3 separate regions of the Mus musculus genome follow, and regions 2 and 3 are each linked to region 1. Evidence: chromatin loops called from intact Hi-C (ENCODE). Cell type or tissue: left cerebral cortex. All regions are shown on one strand.

The links. A loop is a pair of places that touch in the nucleus more often than their neighbours do. Peaks named below come from ENCODE experiments on the same cell type or tissue, not always from the same donor. Only the 100,000 strongest peaks of a DNase experiment are listed, where the experiment ranks them.
Region 2: it touches region 1 in a loop (8-fold over the local background); 18 of 42 quality-filtered maps call a loop at or near these places.
Region 3: it touches region 1 in a loop (3-fold over the local background); 4 of 42 quality-filtered maps call a loop at or near these places.

Annotation. Positions count from the first base shown.
Region 1 is chr2:180,271,527-180,279,526 of GRCm38, reverse strand. It overlaps Cables2 (CDK5 and Abl enzyme substrate 2), which reads left to right and starts at 6,062. Exons shown (of 10, transcript NM_145851.2): 1 at 6,062-6,427. The coding sequence starts at 6,072. Rbbp8nl (RBBP8 N-terminal like) reads left to right here. Exons shown (of 13, transcript NM_173031.3): 10 at 1-425; 11 at 805-931; 12 at 1,263-1,333; 13 at 1,426-1,881. The coding sequence ends at 1,584. In left cerebral cortex, a CTCF peak has its summit at 3,596 (motif pointing left); DNase peaks (open chromatin) are centred at 3,572 and 5,905; H3K4me3 peaks cover 2,105 bases; H3K27ac peaks cover 692 bases.
Region 2 is chr2:180,429,241-180,437,240 of GRCm38, reverse strand. No RefSeq gene overlaps it. Among named protein-coding and RNA genes, the nearest start is that of Slco4a1, 23 kb to the left of the region's middle. In left cerebral cortex, a CTCF peak has its summit at 4,743 (motif pointing right); DNase peaks (open chromatin) are centred at 4,755 and 5,346; H3K27ac peaks cover 309 bases.
Region 3 is chr2:180,775,268-180,783,267 of GRCm38, reverse strand. It overlaps Bhlhe23 (basic helix-loop-helix family, member e23), which reads left to right and starts at 6,368. Exons shown (of 1, transcript NM_080641.5): 1 at 6,368-8,000. The coding sequence starts at 6,525. The coding sequence ends at 7,196. In left cerebral cortex, CTCF peaks have their summits at 247 (motif pointing left) and 3,587 (motif pointing right); a DNase peak (open chromatin) is centred at 3,610.

The sequences.
Region 1 (8,000 bases):
CACGGGCAAGCACTGCCAGGTTGCAGGTCCCATCTGCACCAGAAGAGATGCCATCTTCCCCACCAGCGGGCTCGGATTCTGAGGGCTCTGACAGTGAGGCCCCCAAGCCAGCTCTGAGTACAGAGGCCCAGCCTGATGGGTGGCACCCTCAAACTACAGGCCAAGGTAGCTCCCAGAGGAAGGAGACACATGTAGCCACTCAGGACTGCCCCCCAGACAAGCCTCTGGACCTCTCTGACCGAGGACGGTGTCGGGACATCTCCAAGTCAACTGGCCAACCTTTGCCACTCAGCCCTAAAATTGTCTACACTCCCAGCCCCCAGCTGCCCACCTTGTCCAGACCCCTGGTTCCCAGCTCCCATACTCTCAGTAATGTCAGCACAGAGACCAGAGCTCAGGAGTCTGAAGAATACTCTACTCCCAAGGTAAGGATCCCAGCTCTGTCCTCAGCCTCTATGCAGCTCCACTGCAGGGTAGGTAGTATTGCACCTCCTTGGGCTGCCTTCTTCTCTCTGCCCCACCAGCTAATACCAAAGAGTAGCCTGTCTTGTTCACACTCGAATGGAAAGGACTGAACACCTACGATAGTCTGAAGATTGAGCTATACACAGAGAGAGAAGAGAGACAGACGACAGACAGACACAGAGAAACAAAAGAGAGACAGAGAAAGACAGAGACAAAGAGAGACAGAGACAGACAGACAAAATAGAGAAAGAGAGACAGAGAAAGACAGACAAAATAGAGAAAGAGAGACAGACACAGAGACAGACAGACAGACTCAAACCATTAATTTGCCTCTCCCAGGATACCTCACACCCTCTCCCAGGAGTCTGTATGGGCCTGACCTCTCCTGGAAGGACTGCAGAGGAGGCTGGAGGAAGGCCACAGCCAGGACCTCACCTGCAGAGGCCTGACACTGGTGGGACCACAGGTAATGTTAGCACTCAGAGCACTTCCAGTCAGAAGTGATGTGCAGTGGGAAGGGATGTGAATGGCAGCCTGCAGGCCTCCAGCAGGGTCTCCCCCACTGTGGATAGAGGCTGTGAGGTCCAGAAGACGTTGTTCTAAGGGAAGGCTCCAACTCACAGGGCTGAAAAAGCCAAGCAGGGAGCTACCTAGCAAGTGAACCTAGGTTCAGAACTCCGGCAAGATCCCCGGGGGCAGCCCCTCTATGTCCTCATCTGAAGAGTCATTATTCTTTCTTGTCCTGGGACTGCATGCCCAAGACTGCCAGTCTGGCTGACCTCATTCGTGTCTTTTAGAGCCAAAGAAGGTCAGAGCACAAAGGCTAGCCCTGGAGCAACTGGAGGAGTCAGACACATCAGACACCAAGGTGGGTCCTCAGTCACTCATTCAAGTTAGTCCTGGCGGATGCCCAGGCAGGAGAGGGTGTCCTTTGCCCTGAGCGTGTCTCCTTCTGCCCAGGCGGGCCTGATTTCTGAGGCAAGTGCAGAGCCAAGCATGCCAGGGGTGGGGCATGCTGAAGACCACCAACAGAGTCAGCAACAGAAGAGGAAGCGGGCCTCAGACCTGCAGGACAAAGGTACCTACCTCCGGGAGGGGAAAGCGGGGCCTGGAATGTGATGGGTGTGTCTCTAGACACCTGGAGAATAGCATCTGGGTTCCAGTTGGAGCCTGATAGAAGCCCCGAGCCTCTTCAGGAAAGGCCTCTGTGAATCCTGGCCAAATGACCTCCTTGAGGTAATCCTGGGCCTTAGCTTCCTTCCCTCAAGAAGACCAACACCAGAGTTCCATAAACTTAAGAGTTAAGAGTGCGGCTGAGAGGGTCTGGGGTGCAGCTCAGTTGGCAGAAGGCTTGCCTAGCACCCCTGAGCCTCTGGAGCTCACATCCCACACATAAAGAAATAACATCTTCCACAGAGAACAATGCGTTGGTTTTTGTTCTGATTTGTTCTTTTGTTTTGTTCTGAGACAGGGTTTCACTATATAGCCCCGACTGGCCTGGAACTTTCTCTGTAAAAAAGACCAGGCTATATCCTCAGATTCACAGACTGACCTGCCTCTGCCTCTTGGGTGCTGGAATTAAAGGTGTGCACCACCACCCCCAGCCACGGGAACAATGTAAATTACATTAGGATCCTCAACTGCCACAAGGCCAGCCTAGGCAATATGAGCCCCAGTCTCCAAAAGAGAGACAGGGAATTGAAGACAGTTATACCGTGCCCTGTAAGCAGCTCCCTGGTGCTGGCATCTTTGGACCCTCTTGTGACCCTCTGGGCAGCCACAGAGGCACATCCAGCTGGCTCTGGGGTATGTGTTCCTTCAGTGTCAGGGCTGCTCACATGTTTGCCCAGGGCGGTACCTTTGAGTTCAACTCTGTCTGATAAGATAGCAGACTCCCAGCCTGGTCCTGGGTAAGAGTGTCAGGACACTTCCTCCTCCGGTGCACAATGGTGAGTCTTTGAACACCTAAGCTAATATGCATGTACCCTATGTTTGCCCAGGCTACAGCTCAGCAGGCTGGGCTGGGGCCACCACAATAAGCCATTGTTGCCGGAAAGGGACTGACCGCAGCCTGTGTTTGCTCCGAGTGGAGGCCAGGGTTTCTGTGTCATTTCCAAGCACTTCCTGCTATGTACGCACGGGCTGGGGTGTGGTCCACTGAGTTACCAGAGTCTCACCTTCTGCCTTTCACGTTGAGTAAGACAGCCAGTGAGAACAGGCTCATGTCCCGTGAGGGTCATGCTCCCACTTTGCCTAGCAGGATGTCACACATCCTAGGATTAACTCAAGCCATGCAGAATGGGAGGGGTTTGTAGCTGTCTCTGTCTGTGCTCTGACCAGCACATAGACTCAACACCACTTGACACACATGAGGGAAACTGAGGTTCTGCTCCATAGACCCAGCATCTCAGAAGGTCCTGGGTGTTACTTGCCCAGACCAGATGCCCACCCCTTGTGGTCATAGTCCCAGCCACGCTGGCAGTGAGAGAGACTCTGGGGTTAGGCTCTGTGAGAGTCAGCCCTTTGGTCATACTTGTGGGTCTCCTCCCGTGCTCCAGCCAGTCACTACCTTGTCAGGAGCAAGAGTGGCCAACAGACTTCACCAAGTTGCGTTTTCCTGAGCCTAGAAGTAGAAAGCCAGAAAAACCGGCTGCTGCCATCTCTATTCTAACTTCATCTTTCCCACAGCCCCCAAGAAGCCATCCCAAGGGAAGAGGAAACCGAAGGAACCCCTGACACCGGCGGAAGGTCCCAGGAGCCCAAAGGAGGACTTCAGCCTCTCCCCCATTAACAGCTGTCGGGAGACCTAACTCTCCAGACTGAGGGACACTGCATTTGCCCAGAGGTAGCTGTCACAGACTGTTGCCTGCACAAGTCAAGCCACACGACCTGAAGATAGCTCGGAATAGTCAATGCCCATAAGCTCCGCCTACATCCAGAGGGGCTGGCCAGCCAAGTCTCTTCTCAGGTTTCTGGGAAGCTCCTCCCATCTGAAGGCAGGGCGGGGAATAGGGGAGCCTCAGCCTAGCCCTGCTTCTTTTTCTGGGCAAGGTCCCCACCTCCAGAGGAGATGGAGGTCCCAGACTTTTCCAGGCTAGGAAGGACGCTTCAGTCAGCGCGGTCTCAGGCGCCCCCTTGTGGAGTCTTGGCAGATGCAACCAAGACTAAGAATTAAGAATCAGCCCTGAACCACTAGATCCTGATGGTATTGAAGAAACTTAGGGAAATACCTGTGTATGAAGTTTAAGAGCTGCCATTTCCAGGGCAAAAACAGGCACTGTTGGCAAAGCACCAGTCAGGGTCCAGTGTGGGGAAATAAGGGAGAAAGAAGCTGCCTTGGGGAGGTCAAGGAAGGTGGCACCTGAAGCTTAGATTTGGGTTTTGAGGGTTGAATAGAAGTGTGCCAAGCAGGCAAAGTTCCTAGCATGCTCTTATAAGCATCTAAATATGTGCCAAAAGGTCAGGGTGAAAGCCAAGGAGAACTCACTTGACCATAACTGAGTGAGGAAGGCTGGAGCTGGCCAAACCAGGTAGAAGGACTACAGCATAAAAGGGAACTGTGGGTATAATTGTAAGAGCCTGAAACTTCCAGAACTGGAGAAACTGTCACTGGGACTGGGTGAGGCCTGGGCTTAACAGAGTACCATTCTCTACTGAGCACACCTGAGAGGCCCGAAGGACAAAATTCCAAGGGACAGCCAGGTGTGTGTGTGTGTGTGTGTGTGTGTGTGTGTGTGTGTGTGTGTGTTCAATCAGTTACAAGATTCTTCAGCTTTTTCAAATTTGAATAAAACACAAGCTGTATGTTTTATCCACTTTGACCTCCTGGTCAGGTTTGGTCTGTGAGGGAAAAAAACCCACAGTACCACACCCAGGAAGAGGCCAAGTTCCTGTTTAAATGTCCCTCAATCACCTCACAGGTTTGTCTGCCAATATTGGGGTCTAGCTCTAGGGCTATGTCCACACTCATGGTACCCTGCCAGGAGCACACCTCCTTGTCATCCCTGTCAGACAGTGGCTTCTGTTAGCCACGATCAATTACCCATCCCAAAGCAGCTTAGTCATACAGCTAGCACCTCATACTACCAGAGACCAAAACTCAGAAAGGTAAGCAGCCTGAGTGTGAAGGACACCACCCCAGGTCAGCAGACACCATGACCCCCTGACAGAAATTACTCTCTCTGGGAGTGCCCACCACTCAATGGACCAAGCCCTGCGTTCTACTAGACAGGAAAACTGTCCACCTTGTCACTGGTTCCTGGCAGGGTAGCTAGGAAAAGGCAGTGGAGAAGAGGGGGGTCAGAACAGAGTAAGGGTAAGCCTACTTGTTCAGGGATGACAGGGAGATGCCATGGATAGAGGGGGGTGTCTGACAGAATCAGCCTGCCTGAGCCTTAAAAGCAGGGAAGGAACTGGCAGTATGAACTCCTATAGGTAACACTACCGATGGCTTCTCCCAAGGAAAGAAGCCACTTCCCAGGGATCTCTCTCCCTCAACCAACTCCACTCCAGCACCCATTTTAAGCAGCCACAGGACCAGAGCAGGCAGTGACCATAGACCAAAAAGAACATTGGGGAGATTTTCCTTTGTGTTTCTTCAATGATCCATCAAACACTTTAAAGACAAGAAGTCGCCGGGCAGTGGTGACGCATGCCTTTAATCCCAGCACTTGGGAGGTAGAGGCAGGCAGATTTCTGAGTTCGAGGCCAGGCTGGTCTACACTATACAGAGAAACCCTGACTTGAAAAACAAAACAAAAGAAAGATAAGAAGTCCACATAGGTTGGGAGCTGGAAAGAGCAGGTGATGGTAGGGTGAAGACTCTGTACAGGGAAGGGCCGACATACACACACGGTACTGAGCCAGAAGGGTTTGTATACTCGAGTCCTGGACATCCTCCACGAAGGAAACTGAAACTCCAGTATCATGCAGACTCAAGACCACGTCCATGAGGCAACTGAGATGTCAGCTGCCCTCAGACCATAGACGGGTGTCTTCAGCAGTCAGTGAGGAGGCCAGGCGGCACAGCCCGGAAGTTACAGGCTCTGGTGGAACATGGATGGATACCTGCCCAGAAGAACCCCAGGGCTGAGGGAACACCCCGGAGCAAGTGACCACAACAGGCCCGCACCCTGAGTCTGCAGCCCATAATGAACATTCGCTGAAGGGTGCCCTGTACACCGAGTCCTGGACGGGAGAACAGGACACAGGTTCCGTGCACCTACCGACCTTGCCGTGTTTAGCCACGCCAAACCTACAACAGACAGAAGACTCTAGGACTCAGGGGAGCGCCGGGGCAAGCCACATATCGCTAGCCGATCGAAGGGCTCAGAGGAGCCTCATTTGCATGCAGGCGCGCCGCAACCAATGGACAGGGACCGCGGAACTATATTTGCATATGGGCGCGCCGCGGCCAATGGGCGGGAGCGACGGGGTGGTATTTGCATACAGGCGCGCCGCAACCAATAGACAGGAACCGCGGAACTATATTTACATATGGGCGCGCCGCGGCCAATGGGCGGGAGTGACGGGGTGGTATTTGCATGCAAGCGCGCCGCGGCCAATGGGCAGCTGCGCGGCGGCGCGGCGCGGCGGCGCACTCGAGCATGGCCGCGGCTGCGGCGGGAGGAGCCCCGGGTCCGGCCCCCGGCCCCTCCAGGCCCGCGCCGGCCGCCCGGAACCCGCCGGCCGTGCCGCGGAGGCGCGGGGACTCCCGGCGCCGTCAGGCCGCCCTCTTCTTTCTCAACAACATCTCCCTGGACGGACGGCCCCCGAGCCTGGGTCCCGGAGGCGAGAAGCCAGCGCCGCCGCCGCCACCGCCCACCGAGGCCCGCGAGGCGCCCGCGCCGCCGCCCGCTCCACCTGGAGGCCTCCCGGGGCTGCCAGCCAGGCCCGCGCCCCAGGGCCTGCTCAGCCCCACGACGGCGCCCGCCGGCCTTGGCCTGGACGGGCAGCGCCAAAGGTGAGTGGGCTGGACGGGGGCGGCTGCACGCTGGGGTCAGGGTGGTGGCCTAGAGGCCTAACCAGCACTCCGGCTGTGTGACCTATGGCCTTGGCAGCCCGGGGCACCGGTGGTGGTGAGCCAGGTCCCTCCTCCCAGGTTGTGGGGTAGTTGACCTATGGGTTCGGGTAAGCCACAAGCTCGGCAGACCTGGACATGGTTGGGATGAGGTGGGTCCATTCACCCCGCACACAGGTATGGTCACCTGGTACCCATCAACTTAACACTCAGAGGTCTGGGTGAACCGGAATGGTCAGCCCAGGACACAGGGTCAAGATGACCAGCCCAAGATCAAGGTGTCGGGTAATTAGGGAAGAGGGTTCTTCAGCCCATAATGCAGGAGCCAGGGTGGTCCAGGGATCCTTCATTCTGGTACTTGAGGGCCCATCACCGCAGCGTGCAAGAGTCAGAGAGGCTCGCAGTCCCGTCTGTCCTTGACTGGGACTGAGGTGATGTGGCAGCATCAGTCCAGAATACAGGAGATGAGTTTGGGATTAACTGAAGCTGGTCAGCCTCCAGAGGGAAGGGATAGTCCCACTAAAACTGTCAACTTCTGGATATGGGGTCAGCTCTTTACCTTGAAAGTCCCACTAAAGCTGTCAGCTCCTGGATATGGGGTCAGCTCTTTACCTTGAAAGTCCCCTGAATATGGATTTCGGAGTTCCCTTGGTCTAATTGACTCTAGACACATCCCTCCCCTGGCTACCCTACACAGAGACTCACAAACACTTTTTACAGGCTGTGTGCCCAACTCAGCTTGTGGGCCAGGGTCTTACCTACCTGGTCTCATCTCTACTCGGCCTTATACACCTGACCACCTCCCTGCCCTCTGTCCCACACCTGCTGGACTCAGGGTCTGCAACATGTAACTGTTCTGCCTCCCCTGCCTGGATCCTAGGATCCTTCATCCTAGCCCAGGACAGCTCTTATTCCTCACTACTCCCCCATTCCCTGGCTATGCTTACTTCCCAGATGGCCGTAGCTACCAGCACCATGTGGGTCTCAGCCTGCTCAGCTCCCTCTTGCATTCTCAGCCTTCACCTAACGAGTGACAGCGGGAGCTAAGTCTGGACACTGAGGTCCCTTCTGGGCAGGCCCCACTGCTATATATCCGAGCTCCTGCCAGGTGGCTGGCTCCCAGGTGTGGGAAGCCCTAGGCAGGTCTGTGATGGGAAAAGCTGTCTGACTTCTGACCCTGCATCACATATCTGTGGCCAAAGGACCTCAACTTTCTGTGGCTACCACCTCAGCCTACAGGTAGGGCCAGGTCATGCTTCTCCACAGGACATAGAGGGATACAGTGGGGACAAGGGGTCAGTTTGTCCCAGAGTGTTAGTTAGCTGGACCCCCTTGAAGAGCAAGCTGAAACATTTGTGGTTGAGGCTCCCTTTGGTACCCACGCCGTCCTAGCTCTTCCAGCCATCCGTCTTCCTAGTTCTGCCCCACTTCATCCTGAGAGTTGTTATCCTTGTGTGGTCACAGGCCTTCAACAGGAGGACGGTCTACCCCAGCTCCCAGTCTGTGGGTAGGAGAG
Region 2 (8,000 bases), 160 kb before region 1:
AATGAGGATGTGGCTAAGTCACATGAGAGACAGATATGCTTGTGGAAAATTCCAGGTCCCGGGAGAAATGCTTGGTTTTCTGGTCCTGGGAAGCTCCGAACCCCTGGTCTCACTTTCCTCTCCACATCTCTGTTCTTGCTTCTTGCTGGTGCATTCATGTGGGTGAGCCAGGTTTTGCAGGCCACGGAAGCCATAACAGGGGACACAGCAGGAGACAGCAGTGTTGGGCAGTGGGCATGGGCAAAAGAGGGAGTGGGCAGGCGGACGTGGGAATACTGCTGCATGCTTTCCATGTGAAACGGGGTGGGTGTCTGGCTGTAGGAAGCCACTGAACCCCAGCTCGGCGGGGGGTGGACAAGGGGCAGTCCTAGACAACAGGTTCTCAGTCTCATGCATCCCAGACACCGCTGGACACCACGGAAGAGCTGAGAACAAATGGGGGGCCCCCGAGGGGGGGGGGCGACTCCATCATCACTGGGCCAGAGGGAGGAGAAGGCAGGGGGAGAGGGGCTGCTGGGTGGTTCCCACGGGGGCGAGAGTCCTTGGTCCGGTCCGTGGCTGGAGAGCAGGAAGGCCTTCTGTTGGGAGGCTAGACGTGGCTTGTTAGGGGAACGCCTATCCCATTGTTCAAGCATGGTGGGCCTTGATAAGCAGAGACAGTCTATGGTTTTAGAGCTTTATTGTAGAAAGGCAGGAAAAAAAGAGAGAGGGTAGAAAGAGAGAGAGAGGCTGGCCATGGCCATGTGGAGAAAGGGGGAGGGGGGAAGGAGAGAGAGAAGGAGGGCTAGAGAAGAGAGTAAGAAAGGTGAGAGCTTAAAGAGATTGAGAAGGGGCAAAGCAGCCTCTTTTATAGTGGGCTGGACTATCTTGCTGTTTCCAGGTAACTACGGGGAAGAGCATACCTGGCTGTAGTCAGGTAACTGTGGGGGTGGAGTCTAGCCAGAATGCCAGAAGCTTGAGACATTGTCTGAGTGACTTATAATCACAGAATTATGGAGTTGGGGGGCTCTGTGGTGTCAGGCACCTGTCTCTGGGAACGTGGCTCCCTGTTGTGTCCCTTGTAGAGTTTTCTACTGGATCGCCGGAGCAAGCCTCATTCAACCAAAATAGGCTGCCTTTCATGGCCCTACACAGCAGATCCCTGTGGAAGAAATGATTCTGGTGCTCTGGGTACCAGGAATGTGCTTTGAACACACCACAATGGTAATGGTGCCAGGGATCATCTACAAAGTCCTCACAAACTTGGGAGCCTGGAGTTGACCAGCACCTGGGTCCAGGAAGAAACCCTGAGCCCTTGTGTGTGGTGCTCACCAGTTCCTGCTTTATGGTGTTCTGGAAACATTTAAACACCCACACATGGAACACACACAGGCCATCAACAGCTCCCACCCCCAGCCCACCCAGGTTACTTAGGGCCAAATCTTGGGTTCCTATGACCTCATCCATTCCCACTGCCTTGCTGAGCTGCTCTTTGCATGTGTAGAACACAAACACAGTTCTGCTATCACACCCACCAGGAACAGCTCACGCAACACACAGGCTGCTTCTCAAGGCCACTTGACTGGTGATGTGTGTCTGAACTGGCTCAAAGCTTGGAATGTGGCTGGCTTCTTGTTTTGGGTTAAGGAAGCTGGGCCCTGCCCTGCCCCCATACTCGTACAGACATCTTTCCACTACTGTGGACACCGCAGTCCTGTGTCTTCAGATCTCCCTGGATCAGCCACTGAGGGATATCTTTGCTGTTTCAGTGTCACAAACAAAAGGGACAGGAAGTTTACTGCTTTAGCACCTGGTGCAGGGGATGGGGCCCAGGCCCTGCTCCACGCCAGAGTCACTGCCTCCACCCCAGGTTCAACATTTATTCCTGTGTTTGTTTTGTTGCTGCTGCTGCTGGGCTTTTGTGTGTGGTCTGTATTTGTTTTGAAACAGTTTCATATAGTCTAGGCTGGCCTGGAACTTGCCACAAAGCTGAGGATGACATTGCATCCCTGATCTGCTTGCCTCTACCTCCTAAGTTCAAGGTTATGAACCTGTTACCACCATATCCACCCAAGTGACTATTTTAAAGTATAGAATTCAGGGGCTGGGAAAATGGCTCAGTAGGTAACACACTTGCCATATAAATGTGAGGCCCTAAGTTCTGATCTCCAGCACGTGTGAATGGTGAATGGTCATGGTCATCGACCTAAAATTCTGTGCACTCAGGAGGCAGAAACAGGAGATCCCAGAGCAAGCTGGCTAGCTGGACTACAGACCATGCCTCAATATATAGGACAGAGAAGAACTGAGAAAGATGCCCAACAACCTCTGGCTTACTCTTGCATGCATGCATGTGTATAGCTGCCCCCATATACATACATAGCATATAGGTCAGAGGATAACTTTAGCCCCTGTGCAAAACATTTCCTAAGGTTCAACTGCTTGAGGCCTCCTTGGCATGACCTCCTCCATATGCATGCGTTGGTACCCCTATCTATGACAGGAAGACTGGCCGTTGTATGCATGATGGGGGGCTCAGGAGCAGGGCTCTGTCTGGCTGCCTTATTTGCTGTGACATCACTGTCCATTCAACCGCAGTCCCTCAATGCTGGGCAGTGAATCCTCATCCTAGCCTTCCCTTTCTCATGAGACATTTCTCTTACTCCTTGGCTACATAGAGACACTGCGTGTGTGGGGATGGCCCTCTTGCCTCTTGTTCACTTCAGAACCTGTGAATTGCCTCCTGGCGTTTTAGGTGGTGTGACCAGTTAGTGTATCTGAATATCTTGGTGCTTATTAGGAATCTGGAATGTGGGCATCTCAGTGACTGATGCTCCCATCAGGTTCTTCCTTGGGACCAGCCTGAACTGCCTGTCAGAGGCCTGCCTCTGGCCAAACCTGGCATCTTAGGTGCTCCGTTATGACAGGATGGGTTTCAGGTGGCCTTGGGCAGGACCTTACACTTGACTGTTCTTTCTCCCATCCTGCATCCCTCCGTCCTCCCATACTGGTTCACCCCAGCCTGTGCTGGTAACTTCTCCAGGAGCTACAAACATCTAGTATAACTTTAACAGCAAGAGGAAGAACAAAAGGGAAACACACTAGTGACCTGGCCTGGCCCCACTCCACTCTCTCTAGCTCTGTCTGGGCCCCTTTGATCGTCACAGCACACATTTCTGTTGTTGTCTAGGAAGAAGGAAAAGCAAAATCAGACGTGGGCAGTGTCTACACAGGGCACCTTTCAGGCTGGAGCAAGAGTGATCGTCAAGGGCTGATCCAGGCAGGGAGGTCTGGAGTAGATCCACAGTGGAAGCAGGCAGCTTGGGTTCCACAGAGTTGGCTGCGAGGCCACCAAAGGAGGCCCCCATCCCAAGGGACATCTTCCCTGTATCCTGGCTCAGATGGGACCCAGGGAGACAGAATCTTTCCCCATAAGCTGTTTTTCAATCATTCTGGAGAAAGAAGAGCTCGCCCCACTGCTGGCAGAATGGTAGTAGAAATTAAAGAAGCTTTTCAGCCTGGGATGTGGCTCAGTGCTCGAGCATTTGATTCACAGGCGCGAGGCCTTGGGATCTAGCCCCAGAACCATAAGAGAGAAGTAATTTTAACTAAATCTTCTGCATTCTGTGCTCTGGCAGGCCATATGGGCCCCACATTACCACCAGACACCCGGGGTTGGAGTAAAACAGCTGACTGTTTAGTCCTGAATGCTGCGCCCCACCCCCACCCCCCATTTAGACTATATTCAGGCCCAGGCTTGCTTTAATAGTATGAAAATCTGGTGGCCAGTTGGAGCGGGTGCATAGCACTTCCCTTCCCAGAATACAGGATCCTCAGAACTCTGGTGCATCTGGGAGGCCGGGGGTGGGGGTGGGGTGGCAAGGCAAGCATGTACCACCTGGCAGCTCCAGAAGTAAGCAGGGTACGTGGTGAATCCTCGCTTTGGGGAGTGCATTGGCTGGCAACACCTGGATGTCCCATGCCTCTCTTAGTAGCTATCCAGTCAGGGATGTTTAACCAGGGCTTATGACCTGGAACCCTCAAATTAAAACCAGGCTTGTTTACAGAGGAGGGACTGGTAGCCATGTGTAGTACTGGCCCTGTGCTCTAAGGTGATGGTGGGGACTCATATGGGCCGGGCCCTGATTAAGCTGCGGCTCAGCGCTCTACAAAGCCTAGAATGAACTTCATGGAGGTGAGCCCTACCATCCGTAAGGCCACAGCGAACCCTAAAACCTGCACGTTTTATATACCACCTGGTCTTAATGGTAAGGACTTCAGAGTCAGTGCTAGACATCTGCGAGGGGGCGTGGCCAGACCCTGCACAGGGCATGCTGGGCCTGTGCTGCTGGTGAGGCACCTAGAACATGGCTACTAAGTGCAGCAGCACCAGAGCTAGCTTCGTCCTTGGCTTTATTGCTATTGTTGTTCTCGCTTCTCCCCAAGCCTGTCACAGGCCCTAGAGTGTCAATCCAGCACCCACAAAGGTGTCTGCTTCTCAAAGCCTCAGTTTCTCCAACTAGAAAATAATGTTGCCCGTATTCCCATTTATAAAAATGTGGGACTCTATGCGGTACAGAAAATCCTGGCCCTGTAGACTATTCTAGTTTCCTTTCCCGGTTCTGGGACCAAAAGGTTCCCCCAAGTCTCTCCTTAATGCCTCAGCGCAGGACTTTCCTTGTACGATCTGGTGAAGCCCTTGAGGCTCCTGAAGGGGCTTCAGGCGGCTTTTCTCACTAGTCTCTCCCTGTAGTACCCACCTCAGCCAGGAGAGGGCGGAAGTGTTTCAGCTGAGCCCAAGGCACCCGGCCTTGCTGGAGGGAGCCAATGAGAGTTATCTACACTGTGTGGATCTCCTGGGGCACCTGGCAGAAGACGTTCCAAGACTCTTCTTGAAGCTTTCATCTCCAGGAGGAGTGGGAAGGAGGGAGGGAGACAGAGAGACAGAGAGACAGAGGAGACAGAGAAAGACGCTGCAGCCCAGCACAGACATGTCAAGACCCGGGTACACAGTCTGGAGAGGCCCCAGAGTGTCAGTAACTCCAGGGTACTGCGGGAAGTCTCAGATGAGAGCTCCTCCCCCAGCTTCAAGAGTCTTTGGAAGCCCTGGCTTCCCCTCTGGCTAATAGTGGGTGTATCCCAGACATCTGTGTTGGCATGTCTGGGTTAGATGAGGCCTAGATTTAATGGCCAGTTCTGGGCCTGCCTGCATAGGCCTATTAGGTGGGTTTCCAGAGCATCACACATGGCCAAACATCCATGTGAATTTCAAGGGACTCCAACACGATCTCACTGGGTGGCTGTCTGCACATTCGGTCCCCATGTCACCTACTCACGGTCTCACTCTGCTGGAAGGTTTGGGATCCCCAAGACTAACAGATGGCCCGGTTGTCTCACACGTGGGAATTCTGCTTCGGTAGCACTTGGGTACTCAGTATGTTATGGGGATGCTTGCAGCTGCTGGCCCATGGCCCTCCATACTCGGCCTCCCCTCTGACATGTGTGGAAGTCCTTCCTTTGCCGATAGTGTATTCTATCTTAATCCCGTTTTGACATGTGAATGAGAAGCACACCCTAGAATCAGCTCCCATGATACCTGCTCCCTGACTTTCCCTTAGACCCAAACTCCCCGATGCAGAGCAAAACCTGTTGACTTTTACCTGTTTGCTAGACTGGGCTCACAGGGCCTGGAGTCCACATGTCCAAGGGTCAGAGGGGCCATGGAAAGCATTGAGAACAACTGTACAGTGGGAGCTGTGGCCTACCATGCTCAGTGCATTGCACATGCAGTCTGGGTTTTGACCTTTACAGCAAGCTCTACTGTGTGCCCTCTCCTTCTCCACACAGATGGATGGCAGCACCTCTGAGAGCCGAGAAATCTGACCCAGAGCCATAGCTGGGCTCAGGACCAGGTGTTCTGGTTTGGTAATGGCGTCCCCTCCAGAAGACAGCTGAACCTGGGTCTGAAATGCATCGGCCATGTGTCTGTGCTTAGACTCTATTGTAGGTAAGCCATTAATGTGGGTTTTTATTCTGGGAAGGCGCACATAACATTAGGCTTATGAGTCTGTTTCAAAGGCACAGCTGAGGGTACTCAGTTAATTCACGTCGTTGGGGGGGGGGGGACCCTCACTAGCATTAAACTCCTCTGTAAGGCTCCATCCCTGTTGGACACCAGTCTGCATTCATTCTCTCCCCAGTCTTGTAGTCATTGCTGGAGCGGCGGCGGCATTTGTGGCTCAAGGGAACTCAAGTTGCTGATCACGTAAGGTTTGTCCTCTTGCGACTGGTTTATGTCCCTCCTCCTTACGCCTTTGGCGCTCCCTTGTGTTGTCAGAATACCTTTCCTCCTCAGAGCTGAGAGGTAGTCTGCAGTGTGGACCATATACTTACTTCATCATTTCCTCACTCACTGACGACCCCTGAGCGGCTTCCGCCTCTTGGCTGTTGTGAGCAAAGCTGGAAGGAACTTATGCAGAACTCTAAGATCCTGTTCTCCTTTTGTCTGTGCCTTACTTTCCTGTTGCTGTGATAAAATACCAAGACAAACACAGTTTAAGAGAGGAAGGACTTATGTCGGGTCACAGTTCCATCATGGCAAGGAGGTGAAGTAGGAGCTTAAAGTGGCTGATCACAGGAAAGAGCAACAAATGTGTGTGTGCCTCTTAGCTTCCCTCCTCTCCTTACACAGTGGAGAATAGCCCTATCTCTAATTGAGATGGGCCTTCTCATATCAGTTAAGGTAATCAGGATAATCTCACAGAAGCCTGAATGCGGGTTCCGGGGACAGAGCGAGGTGTGCCGGGCTTCCTCAGCCAGTGCCTTCATCCACTGAGCTACCCTCTGGTCCCACTCAGTGTGTTTGGATATCACATCTGTTGCCACCCACATTCTTGCCATAATTTATTTAGCTCTCATGGGTCATCCCCAATACTGAATGTTAAACTCAACGGCTGGTCCTATGTGCAAATCTTGGGGCAGAAACTTACTTGCTCGGGGACAGTTTCTGGGGATTTTATTGGAACTGTGGTGCACTGTGTCAACGTGAACCCTTAGAACCTTCCCTGTTCTTCTCCCCAGACAGATATTGAGGCTGATTTTCTGATTTTCTTGCCAGCAGGCCCCTCATCAGTTCTGTCGCCAGAACTGGGTTTATAATTTAAGTATGACAGAAGAAAATTCATTCTCTGACTGTGTGCCTTGGATGCATTCAAAGGCCAGCATTCATCATGAGCCTATAGCTTGACGAATATGAATATAGGAAAAGACCTGTTTCCAGTCTTTTGTCCACTTCTCTATGATCATGCCTGTCTTCAAAGAAGATGCATCACTGGCTGGGGATCTGGCTCACTGAGTATCTGCCCTGCAAGGATGAGGATCAGAGTGTGTATTCTCAGCACCCATGTTCAACAGCCAGGAGCAGCAGCTCACTTAGGAGGTAAAGGCAGAAAGATCACTTGGACTTGCTGCCAGTCAGTCTAACCAAATCGACAAGCTTCAGGTTCAGTGACAGATCCTGTCTCAAAAAATAGGGTAGAGAGTGATAGAAGAAAACACTGAAACTTGATTTCTGGCCTCCATATGCACACACACACTACACATACAACACACACATACCACACACACAACACACACAGATACAACACACACAACACAGACATACCACACACACCATACACACCACACACATACACACACATCACATATATTACATGCACGGACACAACATAAACACACCACACATACAACACACACAAAACACACACACCACACATACAAAACACACACACCATGCATGCACCACACATACAACACACACACACACACACACACAGCCTTAGGAGATATATTGAAGCTGGATAGAAGCTGGTATTTCCTGTCAACTTCTAACCAACACCTTAATACAAATGTGTTTGTCCTGCATGAATAGAGCCAGAGAGAATGGCTCTTCCCTCAGTTGGCATTTCTCCCTGCAGAGAGAATGGCCCCAGGCTAGGACCACTGTGTGAACCTGTGTGTCA
Region 3 (8,000 bases), 500 kb before region 1:
TTATGGGGTAACAGTGTACTTCTGAAGATAGGCAATACCAAGAATGAATCTCACATAGCCGTAGTTCCGATCATAACATATCAACATAGGCCCATCAATAAGAGCAAATGCCTCTGGCTGGAGAGATGGCTCAGTGGTTAAGAGCACAGACTGCTCTTCCAAAGGTCCTGTGATTAATCCCCAGCAACCACATGGTGGCTCACAACCATCTGTAAAGGGATCTGATGCCCTCTTCTGGTGTATCTGAAAACAGCTACAGTGTACTCAAATAAAAATAAAATAAATCTTAGAAAGAAAGAAAGAGAGAGAGAGAGAGAGAGAGAGAGAGAGAGAGAGAGAGAGAGAGAGAGAGAGAGAAAGGAAGGAAGGAAGGAAGGAAGAAAGAAAGAAAGAAAGAAAGAAAGAAAGAAAGAAAGAAAGAAAGAAAGAAAGAAAGAAAGAAAGAAAGAAAGAAAATATCTCCCACTAATACAGACCACTGGTAACCGTAGGGTGGAGATGACACATCCGTAACACTGTAATTCCTCATCAGTTTTTCTGCAACTGAAACTGCCCTGAAAAGAATGCAATGTGTTGAATTTTTCTATTGAATGTATACATGCTGGGCCTAAAGCACATCCCAACAAGTCAGGCAATCTTACTAACATCTTCAAGGAATAGATTCTCAGACTAACCTCCATACCTACAGCAGAAGAGCTTTGGGACAGGGCTCTATTTTGTCTTGTTATCTATTGGGTTGTACGTGTTTTTTTTAATTACATAATAAGACTTTATTATTGTTCTTTCAGAATCTAGTGGATAAACGTGTAAGAAATATGAATTAAGTTGGGCATGGAAGCACCCGTCTACAATCCCAGTACTCAGGAGACTGAGGCAGAAATATCGGGAGTTCTCAGGCAGTCTAGATAACAGAGTAGGACCTGGTCTCAAAAAAGTGTGGAGGGCATGAACTTAGGGATTGGATGGAGTATCTTGCTTGGAAGCGAGTGGCTCTTCTTCAACATGCACACACTCTTTGCGGTTTAAACACAAGGTATATTTTCCAAGATTAACCACACATTGGAGGAAAGAAAGTCTCAATTCCATTCAATAAAATTACTAAGAGCCATGTTCACTGACCACAGGGCGATTAAATTAGAAACAAGTAAGAAAGAAAACCGCACATACACTCACATGCTTGTGTGTTTATCCAAGATTTGCACGGTGAGGTCTGCTAAGATCTTGCAGGAGGATACAGATCAGTGGTGTGCTGAGACAGAAGTAGGGGCTGAGGTTGTGAGATCAGAGGTCTGAATCCATCATTGTTCTCAGTTCTCTGCAAGGGAGAACCAGAGGGAACTTGTCCTTTGAGGCAGGGGAAGTGTCCAAAAGGCCTCCAGGGAGAGAAGAAACAACTCAGCTCAACTCTGGGAGACAAAGGGTACTTACAGCCAAGTCCCAGGTGCTATAATCAGGGTCAGCACCACCCACCCACATCTGACTGGTAGGGAAGACATGCAGGACCTAGAATGTTATTCTCATGGAGTAAGAACTCTATCTTCTGGGAAAGAGGAGTGCTGAAATACGGGGGAAACTGCTACAAAGTAACTACATCGAGACTGAAGCCGAACCCTGTGTTTCTTCTCTCATAACCTGAGGAATCACTCTAGAGAACACCCCTCAACTAAGTCAACTAAGCAGTGCAGAGCAGAACTCCACAAGCCCAGTTCAGAGACTGTCAGCAGTGCAGGTGTGGGCTGGGCGGGGTGAGAACGCCAGCAGGAGACTCTAGTAGGATGAGGTAGAGGCTGTCCTGAGGTTAGTTAGGGTGAGGGCTGTGTATCCCAGAATACAGCTTCTGAATGTCTTTGAACTAAATGTTTTAGATGAACGAGTTGCACATTATACAAATTATGTCTTGATAAACATGTTTAAAACACAGCTGTAGTGTTATGTATTACATTTGTATGTGTGGTGTGTGAGCAGGTGTGTATGTGTGTGAGTATGTGAGTGTGTGCATGTGTGTATGTGAGCATGTGTATGTGTGAGCATGTGTATGTGAGAGCATGGGTATGTGTATGAGAGAGAGCATATGTGTGTGAGCATGTGTGCTGTGTAAGCATGTGTGTGTGTGTGTGTGTGAGTGTGTGTGAGAGAGAGAGAGAGAGAGAGAGAGACAGCACCTGTATGGAGGTCAGATGACAACTTTCAGGACTCACTTCTCTTATGTAGGTTCTAGGGATTGAACTCTGGTGACCAGGCTTATGAAGCGATCTTGCCAACCCTAAAAACATAAATAAAACATACACAGGACACTTCCTCATCACCTTGGAAAAGGCTAGCAGATGCTCCTGTGGGGGAAGGGAGAATAAAGGGGAAAGGATGAGGTCTTGTCAATTCTCCTGCAGCTGGTGCGCAGATGGGAGCATGTCCCTTGTGGAGCTTCTAAAAAGATCCTGGGGAAAAAAGAAAGAAAGAAAGAAAGAAAGAAAGAAAGAAAGAAAGAAAGAAAGAAAGAAAGAAAGAAAGGGAAAAGAAAAGAAAAGAAAAGAAGAAGAGGAAAGGAGAGGAGAGGAGAGGAGAGGAGAGGAGAGAAGAGAAGAGAAGAGAAGAGAAAAGAAAAGAAAAGAAAAGAAAAGAAAAGAAAAGAAAAGAAAAGAAAAGAAAAGAAGAGAGGGCACAAAGGCAAGACTTTCCCCCATGGCCCCTGTGGTGGTTTGAATAAGAATAGGTTCATATATTTGAATGCTCAGTCATCAGGGAGTGTTACTACTACTTGAGAAAGATTAAGAGGCATGGCTTTGTTGGAGTGGGTGTGGCCTTGTTGGAGGAAGCGTGTCCTGGGGATGAGCTTTGAGACTTCAAACGCCCAAACCAGGTCCTGTGTGTTCTTCCTGCAGCTTGCAGATCCAGATATAGAACTCTCCACTACTTTTCCAGCACCATTTCTGCCTGTGTGCCTCCCTGCTTCCTGTCATAATGGCAATAGACTAAACTTCTGAAAGAGTTGCTGTGGTCATGGTGTCTCTTCACAGCAATAGAACAGAGCCTAAGACAGTCCCCCGTGGGAAATGAAAAGTCCATGCCCAGAAAGAATTTGAGGGCATGGACTCGTGCCACCCAGAAGCACTTGGGAAGTCTGCATGAGGCAAGGGTCACCAGGTTCCCTCATATGAGATGGCTGAATTACCCAGAGGAGGCCACCATTACCTGACATCCAAACAGTGGGGGAAGAGTCTCATCCAAAATCTAAGGTCCATTTTAACCTCAAAAAAAAGCCAGACCACGCCCACTCTGAGTCAGGATGGGGCTGTCCTGGCTCCAGTCCCATGCGTTATCCTAAGACCATGTGTGTTACGGAGAGGACCCACATCTGTAATGGGAACGTACAAATGGTTGGTGCAGAGCATCATGTCCTCCCATGCTTCGTGGATGAGAGGCATCAAGAGCGCTGCCTTCTCAGCTGTGGTCCTACTCAGCCCTGGTATGCCTACGGCGCCCAGCTCCAGCAAAGGAACGTTGGATAGGGGTGATGGTAAACCTGGGGTTTCTCCAATTGCCCACCAATCTGGGAAAGAGCCTGAGAAGTTGCTTGTGCAATCTCCTTATCATCCAGCAGGTGGCAGTGTGGCACTACAGGTGGCAGTGTGGCACTGCAAAACTCTGCCTCTCCTTGCAGCTCGCCTATTGCAAGTTGGTTTGCAGTTTGTTTGGTTTGTTGGTTTTGATAGGATCTCATATGTATCTCTGAATGTCCTGAAACCCACTGTGGAGACCAGGCTGGCCTTGAACTTAGAGATCCACCTGCATCTGTTTCACAAGTGCTGGGTTTAAAGGCAAGTGCTACCACACCCAGCCATCTTGCCTATTACAAACAGGTGGCTGGCAACCATGCCTGTCCCCAACCTAACCCTTCAGAGCTGTGATGGATGCAACTGAATGTTCTCAATTAACTGGATGTCTCCATTTCTTTTTCGTCTCTGTGATAAACACTCTGGCAGAAAGCAACTTGCAGAAGGGTGGGTTTTAGTTCATGGTTCAAGGTAGAGTCCATCGTGTGAGAAAATCGAGGTGGCGGGAGCTTGAAGCAGATGACCACATCATACACACAGCCAGAATAGGAGAGCAACTGATGCTTATATCACTCTCTTCATTTAACAGCCCAGGATCCCACCCCAGGGCACAGTAGACCTGCCTTCTCAGCCTACCGTCATGACCAAGATGTCTCCTACAGAAATACTCAGCTATACCTCCCAGGTGATTATAGATTCTGTCAGACAACTAACATTAGTCTTCTAACTGGAGGACATCTACTCTCCTGGCTGGGCAGTTTAGAAAGCTCAGAGTCTATCCCTCATAGACCCAGGTTGTATCTTTAATGCAAATCAATAGCAGTCATTGTTAAAGCAAAGCTTGAAGACCCACCACATCCATGGCCATGGCCTAGAGTTTAGTGCACCCTGCTGACACCCCACTCATAACAATATCCACTCCACATCACCCAAGAGCCTCCCATTCAGCATGGCCACAGGAGCCGTCCTCCACCCACAGGCTGAGACCTGGATCCGTGCAAACAGCGCTCTCTTCCTAGCCTCCCACACTGCTTTGGTCAGGCTCTGGAAGCTCTACTGGACTGGAGCAGACAAGTGCAATGCTGTCCTCCCCTTCCAATCTATGCAGTTGCTGCCACAGGGGCAGCTTCAAAACTACTCTCTTGGGATGTCATTCTGGAGGCCAACCTCCCTGTCATCCAAGGAGACAGACTCCCCTGAACAGCTTCAGGGGCTTGTGCTACTACTGTGTGCCTTTCCATCTTTGCATCCCAATGGCCCCATTATTCCTCTTGTAGATCTTGTCTCTTGTTGCCTGAAGTGATCCATAGCCTCAGGACTGCCAACTCCCACCCATACCACCATCAGCCCAGGGACAAGTACTTGGAAAAGGACTCTTAGAAGCACCTCATTCTTTGGGCCAGGATGTCCTTCTAGGTGATACCTGCCCTCCACAGTGTAGCTGGCCACATGGTGAACTAGTTCTGGCAGTCAAGAAGATGTTGTCTGGTTTCTTTCTTTTCCAGGCCCAGAGCAAAGTCTGATGTTCCTTAAGCACATATGTGTTTGTATCTGTGTTCTTGCATACTGGTGATGACATAGAGTTCCTGGAACCTTCCAGAAAACACATGGCTCTCACCGACACTCACTTCACAAGTGTGCCTCTAGCATCTATGCGCTCTTAGAGAGTGCCCAACAACTGAATAATTTCTTTTTCTGGTGAAACTCAGAACAGAGTTGGAAGCCAGGGAGACCCCATCTCTTACCATATTGAAGAGAATCGACCTCTTGCTGAAACCACAGAGCCCTAACAAGTTCATACCTTGGAGGACTTCTCAAAAAGCACCAAGCCCCTCAGCAGCCTTCATGTTTGGGGCTTTAGTTGACAAATATGAAGGGCCAGCCTGCAGCCTGCAGCTCCTCATGTTCTTTAGGTAGAAAGGGAGCCTTCAGCACTAGGTGGTACCAGAAACTCAACCTGCTCTGCCTTTCCTAACCTCAGAGAGTTTGAGTCTCCAATAAGGCAGAGACTTTGGCTTCGTGGCTCCCATACTAGGAAAGATGAGCCAGCCCCTAGCACAGCCCCTGCTCCTGAGTGTGTAACAACATAGGAACCAGACACTCAGGACCAGCCGGAGCACAGGAAGCACCAGGCTCTAGATTATCTGTTGTGTGGGGAGGGGTCTGGGCTGAGACTGAAGCCTGGGCAGGTGAAGTCAACCCCAGTTCCTCACTTACAAGAAGGAACCTGGACACTTCTACAGCGACCTCTGCTCAGCCCTCACTCCCCAGCCAAAACAGAAAATCCATCATACTCTTCCCCCCAGGACAAGACTGGGAATCCTTCACCTCAGAAGTCGAGGGAAACGTCTGTCTGTCCTAAGCAAAAGGTTTCATCCCAAACGCGGGAGCCACACTGGAATACACCTGTCAGGAGAACTTTGTGTTGAGGCGACAGACAGAAGGGACCGACGACCTGCCGCCTACAGGAAGATGATTTGATTTGGTTCAACTCGCAAGGATACGGAGACCTGGAGGAGAACCCAGCTGGGAGCTCCCGCTCAGCGCGCAGCTCCTGCGGATGGGGTCTCAGAACAAGGCAAGACTGGAGCTTTGGGAAAGTGACCCCGTAGGAAACAAGAAATGGCAGTTGAGGGGCCAAGAAGCAGGCAAAGCGCCCTCAGGTTCCGCGGCTCCCATCTTCAGGCCCGTGGGTCCGCATAGAGGGTGGAGCGGGGCTGGGAAGATGCCGGCAGCAGGTCCCCTCTGATTGGACGGCGTGAAGTCCCATCGGGAGCCTCAGCAGCTTAAAAACGAAGCCAATACGAGTGGGAGGTAGAGCGGCCCCGGCCGGCCACGCGCCTTGGTGAGAAGGCGCAGGAAGGGTGGCCGGCCGGAGAGGCCACGCGCAGGCCCGGGGACTGACAGACAGCTGGACAGGTGGACGCGCCCGCAGGGCAAGAAGCCATACTGCCGTAGCGGGCTCCAGAGGTCATGGCCGAGCTCAAGTCGCTGTCGGGGGACTCGTACCTGGCGCTGAGCCACAGCTACACGGCGACCGGCCACGCCTACGCTGCAGCGCGCGGACCGGAGACCACACGCGGCTTCGGTGCATCGGGTCCGGGTGGCGACCTCCCGGCGGCTCCCGCTTCTCGTGTCCCCGCCGCGACGGTGGAGAGCAGCGGCGAGCAGAGCGGCGACGAGGACGAAGCCTTCGAGAGGCGGCGGCGGCGGCGAGGGTCCGGGGTTGCGGTTGACGCACGGCGGCGGCCCCGGGAGCAGCGCTCGCTGAGGCTCAGCATCAACGCGCGCGAACGGCGACGCATGCATGACCTGAACGACGCGCTGGACGGACTGCGCGCAGTCATCCCCTACGCGCACAGCCCGTCGGTGCGCAAGCTCTCCAAGATAGCCACACTTCTGCTGGCCAAAAACTACATCCTCATGCAGGCGCAGGCCCTGGAGGAGATGCGGCGCTTGGTAGCATACCTCAACCAAGGCCAGGGCCTCGCGGCGCCGGTGGCCGCCGCGCCTCTAACGCCCTTTGGCCAGGCAGCGATTTACCCGTTCTCGGCGGGCACCGCGCTCGGGCCCTGCCCAGACAAGTGTGCCACCTTCTCAGGATCGCCCTCGGCGCTTTGCAAACACTGCGGCGAGAAGCCCTGAGGGCTCCGATCCCCTCTGCAGCCGCCTTTCTATTTAGACTGTTCCCTGTCCTCGCTGGCGGGACTCTATGAGAAAGCCCAGTACTCCGCTTACAGAACTGTTGGGTGCAGAATGAGAAGTCCGTCTGAGAAAGCCAGAGAGTTGGCGCTGGACTCTAGACCCTGCCGCATCCACTGAACTATCTCAGCTAAAAGGCTACGGGAGTGAGCAGTTAGTGAATGGTCCCACATCTGACAGGTGACTGCCCAAGGCTCAGGAGCGCAGGCACAGAGCATCGCGCTTGACCACATCCTAGCGTTGGATGGGGAACCCAGCCCCTTCTAAGCCAACTTGCAGGGCCTTGCTTGCTTCAACTAGACCTGTTCCTCAGGACGGGTGCGGCCCCTCACCTCGGGCCTCTGTTGGCTCCAAGACTCCAGACCCGGCCTAAAAGCAAAATTACGCCGAGGTCCTTTGGAGAGGTCGTGGAGGCAGACGCAGGAAGATCCCAGGAGGTGAGCTTTACAACGTTTTCCAAGTCTGAGCTTGTTCTGTTAACATTCTTGCCTGCCCAGAGGCTCAGGAAATTCAAGCCAGCCTCAAAAGTCTGTGGAAACATCTCTAAATAAGCCTGGAGCGCCACCGCCGGCCTCCTGTGGGCTGAGCTGGGTTTCACTTCTTTCTACTTGTCCCAAGGGGACTGGTGGAGCCCTCACAACCTGCTCAGGGCTACTTGACCCTGGAGGGTCAGCCGAAGAGTCTAGTCTAGCTCCAGGACCAACCAAGTCCCCTCTGCGCCAGTTCGGGAACTTCTGGAGGAAGCCG